Regions from separate parts of the Mus musculus genome. Here region 2 is linked to region 1. The links are chromatin loops, found by intact Hi-C in ENCODE. Cell type or tissue: heart. All regions are shown on one strand. Each heading gives the region's core, and the rest is flanking DNA. Links, peaks and the distances in the headings are about the cores only.

Region 1 (8,724 bases), core at 160-8,159:
TGCTTGGCACAGAAGAGGCCTTAGAGAGGCTGCTGGCTGGGACAGGCTGTGTAATTAAACAGTTGAACAGATCTTATTAACGGCAGGGTGGTGTTCACCACAGGCCGGCAGGGGGATGGGGAGAGAGGGAAAGAGCTGGAGATGTCTTTGGACACATGGAGCTAGACATGAGTTTTCACAAGCAGGTAGGCTGAAGAACATAGAATCCAGGTGACAGCTCATAAATTAAAAAAAAAAATTCAACCCAATATTCAACTTGGCTTTCATTTAGGTAATACTGGTCAAAGGAGGAATTCTTAATTTCACGAGAAATGACGTATTACCCCACGGTAGAACACAGGACCAAAGTTAAAATGTTATTTTCAATAATTGTGACACTGGTCTGAAATTGGCCTTATGTGTTTGGATCACTGGTGAGACCCTTCTGCCATTTATCACTCTGGTGTTATGGAGGACAGAGTCAGAGAGAGGAAGACGCAGTTAGAGACCCCTCCCCTGGGTGCTTGAAGGTTGGAGGCCAAGGCAGGCTGATAGGCTTGTCCTTCACGCACTGAGCACATGCCTGTGACAGTCCCTGAAGTGACCCCAGAGCACTGTCCAGTAAGAAACCTGCTAAGAGAAAGGAAGATGTGCTCTGAAAGGGCCTCTAACAGAGCTAAGGGGTGAAAAGGAATATGTGGTCATGGGGGAGTTAGGGGTGAGGGCTCCAGGCAGAAAGAAAGACCAACTCTTGGGCCAGTAGAGGAAGCCCTTGAGTAGTGGCCCAACCTTCTGAATCCTGTGACCCCTTAATACAGATCCTCCTGTTGGGGTGACCCCCTAATCATAACATTATTTTCATTGCTACATAATAACTGCAGTTTTGCTGCTATTGATCATAATGTAAATATCCGATACACAGAGGGTCTTAGGAGACCCCTATGAAAGGGTCACTGAATCCCCTCCCCCAAAGGGGTCGAGAGCTTCAGGTTGAGAACCATTGCCCTAGAGGGAGGGGCGAGTTCAGCATTAGAGGGTCAAACGAAGGCAGTACAAAGGTTGCCTCCATTTCAGAAGCCTCTGGAATCTCTGGATACGCCCCTGGGAAGTTTCCAGGCTCTTTGGAGGGCCCCACCCTAAGCCACTGCCTGCCACTTCCTGTTCCTATGACTGTCCCTTGTCAAGGGGAATAAACAAAGACTGTGAAAGCACATGATGGTATCTAAAGCCAGCCCGCTCTGGTGCTCCTGAGGGTGACAGTGGCTACCCGGCTATGAGAGGACCAAGCTGCTTCTGCTGTGGCTCACACAGTCCAGGGGATGAGACCAAAGAAGGGTATTTATGGCAGACAGACAAGGTGGTAGGATGCCACACAAATGACAGTTAATTCTGAAAAGAGAATCCCACATAGCTGGACCGCAGCCCTTGCAGGGGGTGGTGTGCACAGAATTAAATGGGCCTCCTTTCTTCACACTCCAACTTAACAAGGTTGACACCTCTGCGCTCATGTGGGGTGTGGGGGCACACACAGTCCTGAGCCCCCTCGCGTGCAGACCCCACGAGCGTCCCATTTACTGCTGTACCTGCAGTTTCCACTCCCCGTTCTGCTGATTTGAAGTACACTGCCTCCCCTCGGAAAGACGTGAAGTGAACTTAGACCTCGGAAGCTGGTTCGGGTGGGAGCTAAGAGGAAGCACTGTGGAGCCCAAAAGTGTTGTGTCAACACTGTGGCTCTGAGCATCTAATCTTTTACTACCTGTAGGGACAGGTGGATGCAGAGTTGCTGCTGGCAGGGAAGACCAGATTCTTTCAAGGTTACGATTGTGCAATAGAGAATATCTTTTGAAGCTGCGGGAGGGGGTCAGAGCAGCGTGTTCACAGAGCCTGCTTCTCTAAACACTCTCCCTGCATAGGACCTTTCTTAACTGACTATCGAATGGTTTCTGAGCCAGCATAGAGTGGAGAGCTGGGTCTCCAGAGAGCGGCCATTACCAGTTTGTAGTTAAGCTAAGCATCTCTATTTGGTAGGGACTTTCATTTTAGAGATTTCCTGAGGTGCTGCTCTAAAGCACTTGTCTTAACCACAGTTTTTAAACAGTGCCTTTGTTCTAATGTCCAAGGTGAGAATAGTTTTTCAGTATCCAATGAGAAGGGGCGGTGAGCAGCCCTGCACCAGGTTGTAACTGGGAGGCTGTGCTGAGCTTGCGTCTGGGGCCACAGCCAGACAAGGGGAAGTTTGAGGAGTTGGGGGTATTTTTAGCCGATCAGGCCTGCTGTGAAACTGATTCCTCCCCCTCCTTTAGTTCCAATGAGAGTGCTCTTCACTCGAATGTGTGCTATCTACCGTTTCAGACACACGAAAGGAGTGTGCGTTGTTAAGGTGAGGGGGAAGCAGTGCACACACCCACATGTGTGGGCGTGGCGTCCAGCATCCCTCCATTCTGCCAAGTTGTGGTGTGACCAGATGCCCTTTTGCAGAGCTGTGGTTTACCCCACAAACCCTCTGAGCTGGAGGACTCCTGTTTCCATTGGTCCCTTCCCATTCATTCCTCTTGTCTGCTGTGAGGCCCTGACATGGGAATGATGGGCCTGCTCAATACTTTGGGTGCACTGATTGAACCAACAAGGAGCGTTAATTAAAACTTTATTCGAGTACAAGTACAACCTCTTAGGTGATTTATGTGGGCTCTCCCTGGGACCTGTGGGCAGTCTCTGGAGTCACTTGCGATGGTGAGAGGGTTCTTGCAAGTAACCAGAAAGCATAAATTCCCACCCTAGGGTTTTACTACCCTTTTTTATTTGCAGAGTGGTTGGCCCTGCCGGCCTTCTGGCGACCCCGGCCTGTGGTACTGTAGAGAGTGGTGCTGGAACAGGACCAGGAAGCTCTAAGCCCTGCCTCTCTCCTGACTGCCCACCTCTCCCCACAGGTGGGATTCACAGCCCCGCTGCCTCCAGACTAAGCTCTGAGCACATCCGAGTCACACACACATGATCTTTTTGGTTGTTCCCCCTCTGTGACGTGCTAGAAGCCCTCCAAGGTGCACATAGATCTGGTTGTGTGTGTGAAAGGCCTGCATGCTGATTGGCCTTTCTAGAAAGGCTAAGTCACGGATGCCTGTCCCAGGCCTGGAGTTCAGTTACTGTCCTCTCCCTCTCCAGACCGTTGCCAAGTGACAGATACCAAAATAACTAGAATGTTCTCTTAAGAGATCCAGACCATGAGAGGACAATGCTGGGGAGGCGGGGGGGGGGGGGTGCTGGGACTGGGGAGCCCAGGTAGGGTATTAAGTCCTTCCTTTTTCTCCTCCTCCTCTACATGAAGAAGGAAGGCATCCTTCATCACAGGGGGGGGGAGGGGGAGAAGGGGCCACCCTGGGTCCAAGTTATTGCATAGGAGGCAGCCTCTCGACGGTGGTGAGGAATAGAGGTGGGCTTGAAAAGTTGGCTTCACCCACCTGAATGTTGTGCCCTGAGCCAAAAGGGGTGGAGTCAGACCCAGCCTCTACCTGCTTGCCTCTCCTGGAGGTGACCTCTCATTGGAACTCCCTGTGAGCCTCTATTGTTTCCTGCTTTGGGGGATTTCCTACAGGCCTAGCCCTGCTGTTGCTGCTGCTGCTGCTCAGACTCCTCACCCCAGACCCACTGACTGCCCAGGGATTCTGCTGGGTTTTCAGTAGGAGAGAAGTGTTTGTGTAGTGAGCTTGTATATCCTCTCTGGCATTGGAGCTGATGGAGTTCTGCCCTTTAGTGGGTGGGAGCACCATTCCCTCCAGTTTAGATGGCTCTGGTTTTCCACAGCATTGGCTGTATGAGGCCGCCACCTGGTGGCCAGCACGAAGCAACGTGTAACTCGCTTCGTGCTCTGTGAAGGGATGCTTTAGCAGTGACCTCTGACACACTCACTCTACACACATCGGTCCAGCCTACATACTTAGCATTTCTGCTTTGTCATATACATAATCAGCATTCTCGCCTCTTCGACTTGGGAGTCACTTTCCATGCCCCCTCCTACATTGCTCCAGGCACATGGGCTCTTTCCTGGCTCCCAGGGTTACAGGCTCTCGTCCAGCTCCCGGGAGAGCTGCCAGGCCCCTCTGCCCTACAGTGCTCTCCCTCCCACCTACCTGGCTGATGACCACACCTCTGAAAGTCATCTCAGGTACCACCTCCCCTTGCCCCGGCTTCCCTCTCAGCAGGCCTGGCTCACTTCCCTCAGCATGCCTCAGCTCCTTTTTTGGAAGAAAAAGAAAGAAACAGAAAGCCAAAAGGCTGGAAGGAGAATAGGGAGGGGGGAAACTTGAGAGGATTTAACAACTGTATTATAATCAGATGTTTTTCTTCTCCACAAGCTAACTTGAAAGTAGAGACTGCCTTTTGTCTCTGGGCCCCTATGTAATAGGATCGCCCTGGCATCTGACCATTGCTCACTGGCTATGGGGAGGCATAAAGGGAAGAGGTCTCCTTTGAAGCAAACTTAGGGGGTGCTCATGGCGCTGAGAGACTGGCTGGGAGTGGGGGTGGGTTGCTGAAGCTATCTGAAGAGCTGCACTCCCAAACCTCTTCACCACAGCATTGCACAGGAGGTGTCTATTTTCCCCCCACTACTGGAAGGCTCCTCTGTTTGAAACTTCTCCTTGTTCAAACCCCTTCAGTGACTCTTGAGACCTACCTGTGGTCTCTACCCAGACTTGAAGGCTTAGTAGCAACTGGGTGGTGGTGCGCGCATTTGATTCGCTCTGCAGCAGAAGCACTTGCTGGGGGTTCTGGACGGGTTCAGTTGAACTGCTCTGAGGATAAGGCCTCATGTGGCTCCACCACAGGACCCATCAGTAGAGTTTGGGGCACACAGTAGGGAGACATTCGGGAGAGTGACAACAAAGAAGAGAGTGTCACAAGGCAGCTTATGATTGATGGCTAAGGGAATGTGGTGGCAGTTAAACAAAATACCTATAGAAGGTGCCTATAAAAGATGCCTTTCTCCTATAAAGGGCCTCACTCCAGACCCATCCTGCAGCCTGTCCCCCTCACACAGCTGTCGCACTTCACACCTGGTAAAGGTTTAACCTTCGTAAAAAGATTTTGGACTCCAAGCTTCGGATAGACTGCAGCTGATGGCATGTGTACTTTAGTCCGCCCTTCCCACCCATCTCCCTTCCTCGTCGAACCGGTTCCTTACATTTTTATATAAACAGCCCCAAGGCCACAGTAAAGCCTCCAGCTACTTCCTCTGAGCCTCACTCTCCTCGTTAAGCATGCCACCTTTCTGGGGCTGCCCTCTAACTGTGACCTGCCTCCACGAGGGACCCTGCCCTCTCTCTGTAGCCCAAGCACTTGACACAATGTCTGGCACACACTATGGACATGAAAGGAAAAAAAAAATCCAGGGAAGATCAGTTGATTTGACACCATCAATGGGTGATGCTGTGAGCCCAGAACAGGCAACATGTCAGAATGGGTTGGCGGAGTGTTTAAGGAACAGGTACGAATTGTCATAACCAGACAGCGAAAGTTGTTTACATTTGAAATATGGAAGAATTTTTAAAAAGACTTTGAGGCAGAAGAGCTCAGGGTCCAAACTCTCTGCCAGCTCAGCATGTGTCTGGAAGAGACTAGGTGTGGAGAAGCCCAGGGTGGGCAGCAGGTTTTCTTCCTGGCAGAGGGCTTGTCTAAAGGAGGGAGAATGCCCTGGGGTCACTAGATCTCACCATTGAAAGGCCTTAGGCATGCTCTGATCTCTGGCAGCCTTTAAGTGCTGGTACCTCTTTAGAAACCATCACCTTCGAAGTTGGCAAGGAAAACCCAGGATTATTTTTTTTCCTACTTTTTGAGACAGGGTCTCAGGTAGGCCAGGCTGGCCTCTAACTTACTACTTACTCTGTTGTGACTAAGTCTAGCCTTGAACTCCAAACCCTCCTCCCCACATTTCCCAAAGTGCTAGAGTTTCTGGGTGAGCCAGTGTGTGCTACTTCAGAGTCAACATTTTTAAGAACCAGGTGCACGCCTGTGGCCCTGCCTTCATTTCCTGTAGTGATAGTCACCTTGGTGTCCTCTTTGTGGCCTTGTGGCTTTGGCCTTGTAACCCACGTTGCTTAGGCCATAGATGTGAATCCCCCTTGGCCATAGGACTAGCCCCTTCTAAAACAAAGACTTTCCTTCAGGCGCCGCCTTGGGCCTGGCTCTGTGCTGTCCTTCAGTCCCCCTGCCCTCGTGACTAGAACGACCTGGAAAGCTGCAGCAGGCAGCAGGTGGACCTCCTGAGCTGAGTCACCACCCTGGGAACAGTGCCCTGCTGAGGCCATCCCAGGCTAACTGGGTCCTCTCCATCTTTGAGGTGACAGAGGTGGCAGAGGAAATGGGGATTTTCTGGCTGAGCATACAGAAGGTTTTCCCACAATTACAGCTATGGTCCGTGATCGGTCGTCTTACTTCCGCACTCCAAAATTATCCACTTACCAGATGTCTTAGAAATAGAAGAAGAAATTTCAAAATGGTGGTTTTTTTGAACTTGTAGTTTAAGAAAGGGGAAGAACAATGTGACACAGGGAGAGATACAAAGCCATTTGATACTCTATAAACAATGTGAAAGTGAGGTTCAAGCTATTGGGGGCTTGGGTGTGCGCACACGTGTGCAGGCCACTCTATTGCTCACCAACTTTACAGCTTTGAGACAGGATCTGTCAGTTAGCTGGAAGCTCACTCTTGACTAGGCTAGTTGGCCAGCAGACTCCTGAAGCCATGTTTCGGGGGGGGGGGGCGGGGGACACTGGAGGTTTGAACTCTGGTCCTTGAGCTTATGGAACAAGAGCTCTTAACCACTGAGCCATCTCCCCAGCCCTGGGTTCATTTGTTTTTTGGGGTTTTTTTTTCTTTTCCTTTTGCATTATTTCACTTATAGGCACTCTGAGGATTGCTTTAAAAAGTCCAGGTGCTTATCATGTATTCCTGCAGCAAAAGAAGAAACAGGTGTCCTTTTGAAAGTTTCTTTTTACAGCTGTTTAGCTTACTCAGCACAGCAGTGAACAGAGCCAGTCTCAGTCTATGCCACATCCTCAGCCATAAAGTAGCATCCCTCTCTGCCTGAGACGTGAGCAGCAAAAGAAACCATGCCGTTCTGACTGGCCACACAGTCACACCAGCCAATCAGAGCCGTCCAAAAACAATACAGAAAGCCCTCACGACTGAACACTGACCGTTAGGAAGTGTTGCTAACTTTCTTGTAGTAAAGCTATAAAAAAAAGTACCTGATGTAAATGTTTCACCAAATTCACTGTGGTGTCCGCCTGGAGGCTTCTGGAAAGGGAGGAAAAACCGTCAGGGCTCTTGCTTTCCAAGTATTGGGGTTCTCTTAACTGTTGAAGGTTAAGTTCTTTTCCATTTCTGCCCACATGCCCCATGTGAGCGCTCAATTCTGCTGAGCCTGAGTGTCCTGAAGAGGAAGGAAGGCTTTGCCCACACCAGTCCTCCTTCAGCTCTAGGTGTTTGTGGGTAGCTGGGCCCCGCCACAGCTTTGAGCTGCTCCTCTACCCTCATACACCAGGTTGCAAACCACGACGTCAACTGTGGTCCAGAGGCTGGGGCTTACTCCTTATTTCCCTGTTTGCCTCCTGTGTGCATAAAATGTAAGAATGGCCAAGAGGTTTCCTAGTCTCCCTCCACGCTCCCTCCTCCTCGCAGTGCTGGGCATGAAAGCAACACAGGAGAACGGTGGGGGGAGGGGAGGCAAATTCTAGAATCCAGAACCAGATCGGGTTCCTCAACCTTTGGTTTCAGGTCGCCCAAAGTTAACTGCAGTTGAAGTTTGAGGGCACTTAGTTCTGTAGACTTCAGTCTCCAGACTCACTGAAGTGAAGGAGTGTGGTCGGGGAGAATGGGGTTCAGTGGAAGGAAGGAGGCTCTGTTATCTTGGGCCTGGCCTGTTTCTGCATAGAGGTTACAGAAAGCCGGTCTTGGTGACCACACGGCATCACTGAGCACTGGGCTCTGTGTAATTGCACCGTACAAAGAGGCCTCCGTAAGGTCTTGGGACTTAGGCACTGGTGGCTAAAAGGCAAAGGCTCCAGCAGGCATGGGTTGGTCTATCTTGCCTTTCTGAAGTTGAAGCCAACATTCTTAATGGTTTTGAATATTCAGAAGTCTCCCCTTTTTGGCACAATGGCTTTTCAGGCATGGGCTAAAATCTCTTCGGGTAAAGTTCAAAGCTGAAACCATCCTCACCCTCACACTCAGTGTCATTTGGTAGAATCATCTCATTTTGGAGGGGGGAAACTATGAAAAATGGCTTGCTTACTTCCATCAGAGGTAAAGCATCGGGAGGTAGCTTGCCAGGGGTCATGGATTTGGGAGAGGAGCTAGTCCCAGGCAGGCCTCTGGGTCCAGAGCCTGGGACTCGCAGTCCAAACCGCAGAGGAGGCTCCTGCCTGTCCTTGGCTTTTGCTGGAGGAGACAGCTCGCCCTTTGAGAAACATTCTGGGTGGGAAGGGAAAGCCTCATTCGGTACAGACCTGTGTGCGCTGTGAGCAGCCTTTTCAAGTGCCTGAGGAGGGCCTCTCGTGTTTCCCATTTACTAGCTCTTGGGGAGAGAGAGAGAGTGAGAATGCGTCTGTCCCTCCGCCAGAATCGGACTCCACATACCTTTTGTGGGTTTTTCCATTTAGATGAGAGCTTATGCCACAGTAGTTCTTAATAAAACAAACCTTCCCACAGGAAAAAGAATTGAGCCATGTTCTTAGAACATGCTGTACTTCA
Region 2 (8,724 bases), core at 164-8,163, 340 kb before region 1:
CAAAAATCCAGGGATCTGGAGGTCACAGGCCATGGGGGTGGCTGTGAGGGGTGGGGCAACCCATACCAAAATGCCTTCTAGATATTGGCTTATGCCCACAGATGAGTGTTGCTCTCAACCCTGACCAGAGAAGCTGATTCTATAGGAAGCAACAATTAATTCAAAGATTCATAACTAGGTCAAAGTACTGAGAAAAAGTGACTGTCAAGTATTCAAGTGGGACAACTATTCCCCTCTCTGCCAAGCTCCAGCAACACAGTAAAGAAAGGGTAGAAAGAATGTACAAGTTGAAGGATGGGGTGGAAACCTGTGAAATGCAGTCTGCTGGGCATGACATGGCTGCTACACCCATGAACTCACTGCAATGATGATTACCTGATTATCTGCACAGAATCAAGCACATCAGTCCATATTCTAGTTGGTACTACTACCTGGACTCAGTAAGGGTTTCGTTGTTGTTGTTGTTGTTTTGTTTTGTTTCTTTAAAAAGGAGAAGGTATAAAGATGGGAAGAGAACATGTTGGGAGCATGTTGGCATGTTGGGGTGTGTAAGATCAATGCACACAGGTATGAAACTACCAAAGAATCAATATCATTTTTGGTTCGGGGAACTTCCCAAGATGAGCAGTGGTAAAGTAGACGCCTGACTGTTTTGATCTTGTCACATATCCTGCATACCAAGACTGAGCTCATTCAGGAAGGATAAGGAGAGTTCTCTGTCACCCTCACTTCCTTCCCTACCCTTCTGCCATGGGATGCTTCCCACAAAAGATCTTTTTCCCAGATGTTAATTCCTGAATCTTGAATAGCTCAGCTTCTAAAACTGTAATCCAATACATTTCCTATTACAAACCACCTAATCTATGGCCCTCTGGTACAGTCAAACAAGAAAGGAATAAAATATATTCTGAAAATCAGTGTCAATACCACTCATAAGCAGTTTACTATTATTTAAAGCTAGAGTTAGATTAGTTATAAACGTATTTAACAAACTTTAGGCTAAGCAGTGTGATGGTTTGGATGAGAAAATCTAAATCTACCGTCTCGGGCATTTCAGCCCAGCCCCAGTGGACGGCACTATTTGAGGCAGTTTAGGTGGTGCAGCCTTCCTGGGGGAAGTGTGTCACTGGAGGACGGCTATGAGAATAAAAAGCCTTGCCTGCTTCTAGTTGCTCTCCCAGTTTCAAGCTTACAGTTCAAGGTATGAGTTTTCAGCTTCCTGTCCCTGCCACCTGCTTCCAGGCAGTCCCAGCCATTGTGGACTCTAGCCCTCTAGACGTGTACAAAATATACTCTTGTATTAACACAAGCACTAAAGAGTTTAAGAGAAATGCAATTAATATGTAAAAGAAAATAAAGTCACACTGGAGGCTCATTTCAAATCAGAGATAGAAAAAAAAAAGATGCAAGAAACAAGTGTATGAAATGGAAAACAGTTTTACATATGGCAGATATCAATCCAATTATATCAATAATCAGTTTGTAAGTAAATGGCTGAAATAAACCAACTTAAAGAGAATATTGGAATGGATGAGAAAAACAACTGCTCAAATACATCACCTATGAGAAACCCACATAAAAATAAAGGACATGGGGAGCAGGGCAGGGAGAGGGTATAGGGGACTTTCGGGATAGCATTTGAAATGTAAATGAAGAAAATATCTAATGAAAAATCGAAAAAAAATGAAATAAATAAATAAATAAATAAAGGACATGTGAATGTGAAAAAAAAACAGATGAAGATGCAGCATGTTTTAAATAGAAGGCAGACCAGCCAGATCCAAATCAGGCTTACTTAAGAAGGGGAAATCATTAGGGACAGAGGGGCATTGATGAAATGTGTCAATTCCTCAAGAAGACACAACTCTTAATGTGACTGTACCAAACAAAAAAAAGTGTCAAAATACTTGAGGAAAAAATTGTCAGAATTGCAAGAAGCACTATTATAATTGCAGATTCCCAGCCTCTCACTTTGAGCAACTGACAGATTCAGGAGGCAGAAACTCAGAACACCAATGAGCTAAAAAGCACTATCAATCAACTGGATGTAACTGACATACACAGAACACTCACCAACAGCAAAGAGCATTCTCCTCAACTCACACAGGAGCACTCACTACCACAGGAAAACGTGTCAGTAACAGGAACAGCTCACAGACCTCAATGGGATTAAATTAGAATCATTCATACAAGACAGTTAGAAAAATCTTAAAATAGTTAGCATATACAACACAGTTCCATATAATACACAAATCAAGGAAGCCTCAGGGTAAACACAGAAATAAATCGAACTAGACTAATTTTTTTTTAAAAAGAACGAAACTTACGGAAACGGTGCAATACCATAAAAATAACACTTAGCAGACGTGTTAAATACGTACAAGGAAATTAGGAAAATTGTAAAATCAATCACCTAAGCTTCCACCCTAAGGAGCTAGGACAAAAAAAGAAATGTAACCATGAATATCACAATAAATAAAAAGTAAAGCAAAAATTACAGTAGAAATCAAACTAAAAATGAGAACTAGGAAAAAGAATGAAGCCAGAGATTGAGTCCTTAAAAACAAAACAAACAAACAAACAAAAAAAACGGCAAACCTCTAGCTAGGGTAAGCAAGAGGAAGGGAAAAACAAAACAAACAAACAAATGTAAAACAGAACTTACAGATCACCAAGCATGGCAGTTTGGGGTTTTGTGGGTTTAGCTGTCCTTTCTTGCTCAGAGTCAGGGTGCTGGACAACCTTGACAAGGAGGCAATAGTGGCCTGGCTGGCAGCAGCTAGGAAATAACAGGAGTTCCATTGCCACCAGCAGAGTGGCTTCCATTCCTGGCTTCAATGCCCAACCTATTTCCTAGGCCCCCAGTCCCTGCCACTTCTTTCCAGCAACAGTGGAAACAGGAAAATAAGCTCCAAGGAAGGGAGGGCTCATTAGGGAGAGTATGCTGTGAGAGTGTGTGTGTGTGTGTGTGAGAGAGAGAGAGAGAGAAAGAGAGAGAGAGAGAGAGAGAGAGAGAGAGTGTGTGTGTGTGTGTGTGTGTGTGTGTGTGTGTGTGTGTGTGTGTGTGTGCCCATGTGCGTGCGTGCGTGCATGCCTGCCTGCCTGCCTGCCTGTATGTATGTCTAAGAGTCTGCAGAGACCAAAGAGGATGTCAGATTCTCTGGAGCTGGAGTTACAGGCTCTGAGAATGTCAAACACTCTTTCTAACTATTGAGCCATCTCTCCAGCTCCCTGGTTTCTATTTTTTTAATTAACATATAACATTTATACTCACTTATGTGACCACATTACAAATCAAATTTCTGTGCAAATACAATGTATAATGGCCAAACCAGAGTACTCAGAACTCCCATCCCTCAAATATCAACTCCCTATGATTCTGGGAACTCAAATCTTCCTCTAGTTATTGTGAAATGTACAACTAATGGCTCTGGATTAGTTCCCCAACTTTGTAACATAAGAGAACTATAGCAATTGTATCTGCGTACTGCTTATCTTACCCTGTGACTGCTTTCCCTTCCTAGCTTCTACTAAGTGCTATTGTACATCTACTATTATGTGATTAATGTCTTTAGCTTCTGCAATATTTGTCTCTCTATACTTAATTTACTTTACTTAACATAATGCCCTGAAGTTTCAGTCATGCATCGGCAGGATTGCATCCTTGTTATGGTTAAACAGTATTCTTCCTAACCCCTGCTCTGTCACACACATATATTCATGGACACACATACACCACACATAAACACACACACACAATCTTTGAAAACAAAATCTGTGTGTATACATGCATGCCTGTATATATGAATGCCATTTGTGTGTATGCCTTGGAGGCCAGAAGAGGGCACAAAAGCCCTGAGTCTGGAGTTCTAGATGACTGTGAACCACCTGTCAATCAAACTCCAGTCCTATGCAAGAGCAGCAAATGTTCTTAACCACTGAGCCATGTCTGTTCCCACACAGTTTTTAAAATCCATTCATCTACTGATGGACATCTTGGCTGACTCTATAATTCTGGTTCCTGTGACTAGTGCTGCAATAAGCAGGGGTGTGGGTATCTCTTTGATGCAATGACTTTTATATACCCAGGAGTAGGGCTGCTGGGTCATAAAGGTTTTTGAGAGGCCTCTGTACTGTTTCTATAGCAGCTACACGTGTTCTTACTGACTGACTGACTGACTGACTGACTGACTGACTTTCTCATATCACTACCCACAATATACAATTATCCTTTCTCTAAATCCTAGGCAAGTTCCTACACAAAACTCACTAATCTATAAAAGCAAAAATCAGGCTACAGAAATAATTAAAATCTTGTTCTGGTAAGGACTCTGTTAAAAGGTAAAATGAGAAGATACAGCCTGGAAGAACCTATTTTATGTTCAAAAAATGATATCTAAAATAATACAAGTATTTACAATGATTAGGCTTTGAAAAAAAGCAAACAATTCAATTAGAAAACAGGCAAGGCATGAATAAGAACTCATTAAGCATATCCAAGGAGGCAGATAAGCATATGAAAACATGTGCAACACCAATAGCCATCACAAACATCCACCACCAGTCATCATTACTTGCCTATCAGAACAGCTAAAATTAAAACACAGTGATGGCTCAAAGGCTATTACCAACTCAGAGAAACTTCAGATGACAATGGCTCAATGGCTAATGACCTGAATTCAATCCCCAAGACCCACATATTAGGAGAGAACTAACTCTTACATGTTACACACACACACACACACACACACACACACACACACACACACAAGAGAAAATGGAATACCTGTACCCTAATGTGAGTGTAAAATGGTACAGCCATTTTAGGTGTATATTATAGTTTCTTAAGTATTTTTTGTGTGATTCAGTAACTAAACTCGCCGGGCAGTGGTGCCACATGCCTTTAGTCCCAGCACTGGGAGGTAGAGGCAGGTGGATCTCTACAAGTTTGAGGCCATAGGCTACATTGAAAAATCCTGTCTAGAAAACCCAAAAAACAAACCAAAAAACAACAACAACAAAATAAACAAAAAACCCAACAACAACAACAACATAAAACTAGACTCTTAAACACTGATTCAAGGGAAATAACATTTTATATGCAAATAAAAACCTACATACAAATGTTCAAAATTGCCTTACTTCTAATAATCCCAAACTGGAAGCAATCCAGATATCCTTCAATTGATAAAGACCAAACCATACTATACTTAAGGAACAGATAAACACATTAATTGCTTTTATTTGCTTCAACCAAAAACTAATAAAAATGGCTACTCAAATTAGAAGGAATAAAAGGGCTAAAGGACAGATACGAAGCTAAGCTGTACAGCTTAAACTCTGAAACCACAGGGGCTGGCAGATGGCTAAGATAAAAGTACATGTGGCTCTTGGAGAGGACCCAGGTTGGTTCCCAAGCCCCTACAAAGTGCCTCACAACCATGCATAACTTCAGCTCTAGGGGATCAGAGACCCTCTTCCCACCTCCACAGACAAGCAGCATGGTACACATACATACAGGCAGGCAAAACTTTTCATTTATTTTATATATTTATATGAAATTACATGAGTCTTCAGTGAAGCCTATAAGGAGACTAATCTCTAGCAGAGCGATTCTGAAGGCTTCAAATGATTTAGTCTTCGTGGTTATTCACGCCTTCATATGACCTATCTCTACTGTAGGATGGCCTAAACTTATTTCAAACAACAATACAAAGAAATGGCAATGTAGTGCCATTTCTAAGCCCTAGATACATAAAAGTGATTTAGCTCTTACTGATTCTCCCTAGCTAGCTCTGGCGAAGCAGAACATGACTGAAGTCCTGTAAGAGACTTGGAGCTGAAGACCCTTCTAAATCATGCCCAAACCCTTGATACTTAAGTATCATTTAATAAATGTATTGTTTTAAGCTGTAATTTGTGGCAGACTGTTACTGAGGCAACAGATAATTAACGTGGTGTGCCCTTCATTCATATTGAAATATTTAGGAGTGAAACAACTTAATTTAGGAAATATAAGAAGAGAAATAGGTAAGTGTAAATAGAGACTGGACATTTTGGAATGCAAATAGAAGGTCACTGTAGTACAAGGAAAAATTGACTCAGCTTATTGTCACCATGGAATTGATCATGTTTGAGCCTGCATAAGGATTCAAAGCACTCTGGGGACACAACCATGCATACATACTCCACACAAGCAAACAGAGTCACCACTGGGGAAAGCATGCCAACGACAGAAAATAGGCATTCCAATGCAGGTGACAGACTGGGAAACTCAGTGGTCAAAACTCAAACTGAAAAGTTGTCTCATATATATTCCTATACTAAGAATTGCCCTGCTTCAACCTAAAGCAAAAAGCATTAAAAGTGGAAAAGACTTAGGAAAGGTTTACAGCTTTTAGATACACATTCATTTGTATTAGACTAAACAACAGTATATACAAAGGGTTTATACATATTTAAGAGATCAAACTATTTCCAGTCTCCCTGCAAGGTTCATTTATATGTAGATGTCCTTACTAAGGGAATCAGAATCAAATTCTGACCTGATCAAATCCTCAAACTATCTTTTCTGGGCAATCATTCAATTTACTGTGTTACTGGGATAGGATGCCTGACTTTTAAAATGTATTCTAAAACATCTTAAACGATATGATACAGAGAGGGAAATGAGTTATAACAAGGATGCAGAAGTAAGGCTAACTGGAAAAAAGGTAGCAACCAGACAGAGTCCAGGAAAGGGGAGTGAGGGGGAACAAATGTAAAGAAAAGTCTAATGACACACATGCATGCAGAAGCCAAAATGAAACCCATAACAGTATATGCTAACCTGAAACACAGACACTTTTTCTGGTTTATCAACTTTATGGCATCCCTTTCCAAAAGTCCATCAACTCTTAAACCGCTCACATTGTATGAGAATAGAGAAAATCCTTGAGAACAGACTCATGTAGAATTGTCAACACCAGGACTGGACCAGAATACCTCCTTGTTCAGTGTCCTATCACACCGCACTTCCCACTGTACCTCTCCTTCATTCTAGAGCTGATGTCCTCCCTCAGTGGAGCCCACTAACTTAACCTGCACTGAGAGAGAGGCCAAGCAAATTTACACCAAACCCAAGCTACTCACTCACTGAAAACACACTCTGCTGACAGTATCTTTGACCAAGACCAAAGTCCTATCACACATATTGGAAAGTATTATTCAGTGTTAGTCCTCAGAAATACTCCAAAGTATTCACAAGCATGTTACAAACTATATTAACTATTCTTATCTTAAAACTGTTTAAATTTTCAATACCATATACTAAACTTTAACACAGGGGAGTCCACCAACCATAAAACCTTTTGTGATAGATTTCAAGTAAAATTTCAAGAGCTAGACTTATCTGTTATCTTCTAAAGCATTTTTTTTACTTATAATTAGTATGTATTTATGTGCATGTACATGCATGCATGCATGATGGAGAAACATGATGTGCCATAACTTGTGTGTGCAGGTCAGAGGACAACTGTGGAGAGCCAGTCCTCTCCTTTCATGGATTCTTTGGATCAAACACAGGCCATGGGCTTGTGTAGCAGGTACTTTTACCCACTGAGCCATCCATCTCACCCACCCCTGTATACAGTATCTCCACAAATGTTTCCGAACCAAGTCATTGAATAATATGCTATTAAAGTCATTCTACAAATCTGTTCATGTAAAATTAAACGAGTCACAACTAGATCATATTCACAGGTTGGCAGAGCTACTTCACTGTGTTGGGGCTGAGAACTAACAGCCTGAAGATGAGGTATCAGGCTAGAAGGCAACAGAGCACATTTCAGACTCAAGGTCCCTCGGACGTTAGTTTACCCTTCCCAGCACACAGAGAGGCTTTCTGCCATATCCACGAGCTTCCTATCCTGACTGGACCTGCCAAAGGGGAACACAATTGCCTTCAGTCTCTCACTGAAATCTCACTAATTAGAGAAGATTAAATTCTTATCACAGGGACAAAGACTGAACTCTGTCCATGTACCTAGCCACACTTTTTCCAAACACCACTTATCTTCTATTTCAATCCCATAAAGAATAATTTACAAACCACTGTCATCTGTTCTGTAGGCCCAGCAGACATACTACAAGCCACAGTATGTTCTCCAAGCCCATTGAGTTCCACTAAAAAGCATTACTACTTTCCTAAAATGAATGACACTCTCCCATTTCCTTCTCCTCTATACAAAAGGAGTACATATATTATGCTGGGGTAGTAAGTACGCAATGGTTTTCCCCCAAAATTTGACTTTTCCCTTTTGCATATTAATAAAATAGTGGGCCTCTTTTTCAATTAGTTTATTGCAACAACCCTTTAAAAGACAGGCAAGTAATTTCCTTATGCATCTAAAATGTTCATGCTTTCTGCATCAATCACTAAGAGGGTCATATTCATGTTATAGATAATGTACATAAATTCAGAGGGCTTTACTTATCTTCAAATTATATAGAATGTGAGCAATTTCGAGATGACTTTGAAGTCATAACCAGCATCCTTGTTCAACTTTCAGACAGCTGAGCCATTAGTCTTTCTACCAGCAAATAAAATAATAGTTTAAAGACTAGAAAGATGGCTCTGAGACTAAAATGTGCTTGCTCATTTTCCTGCACTCATGTCTGGTGACATAAGACTCCCTGCAACTCCAGCTCCTAAGGATCTGAGGCCCTCGTCCGTGTTCTAACAGT

Evidence for each region. Hi-C counts contacts between places; a loop is a spot of excess contacts. Peaks named below come from ENCODE experiments on the same cell type or tissue, not always from the same donor. Only the 100,000 strongest peaks of a DNase experiment are listed, where the experiment ranks them.
Region 2: a loop joins it to region 1, with 2.5 times the contacts of the local background. A loop is called at or near these places in 4 of 42 quality-filtered maps.

Annotation. Positions count from the first base shown.
Region 1 is chr6:31,071,013-31,079,736 of GRCm38, reverse strand. No RefSeq gene overlaps it. Among named protein-coding and RNA genes, the nearest start is that of Mir29b-1, 12 kb to the right of the region's middle. In heart, for the core only: a CTCF peak has its summit at 3,809 (motif pointing left); DNase peaks (open chromatin) are centred at 1,136, 3,636, 4,056, 6,216 and 3 weaker places; H3K27ac peaks cover 3,435 bases.
Region 2 is chr6:31,407,847-31,416,570 of GRCm38, reverse strand. The region is part of intron 1 of Mkln1 (muskelin 1, intracellular mediator containing kelch motifs); the gene reads right to left. Among named protein-coding and RNA genes, the nearest start is that of Mkln1, 13 kb to the right of the region's middle. In heart, for the core only: a CTCF peak has its summit at 3,837 (motif pointing right); no DNase peak of the experiment used is centred there.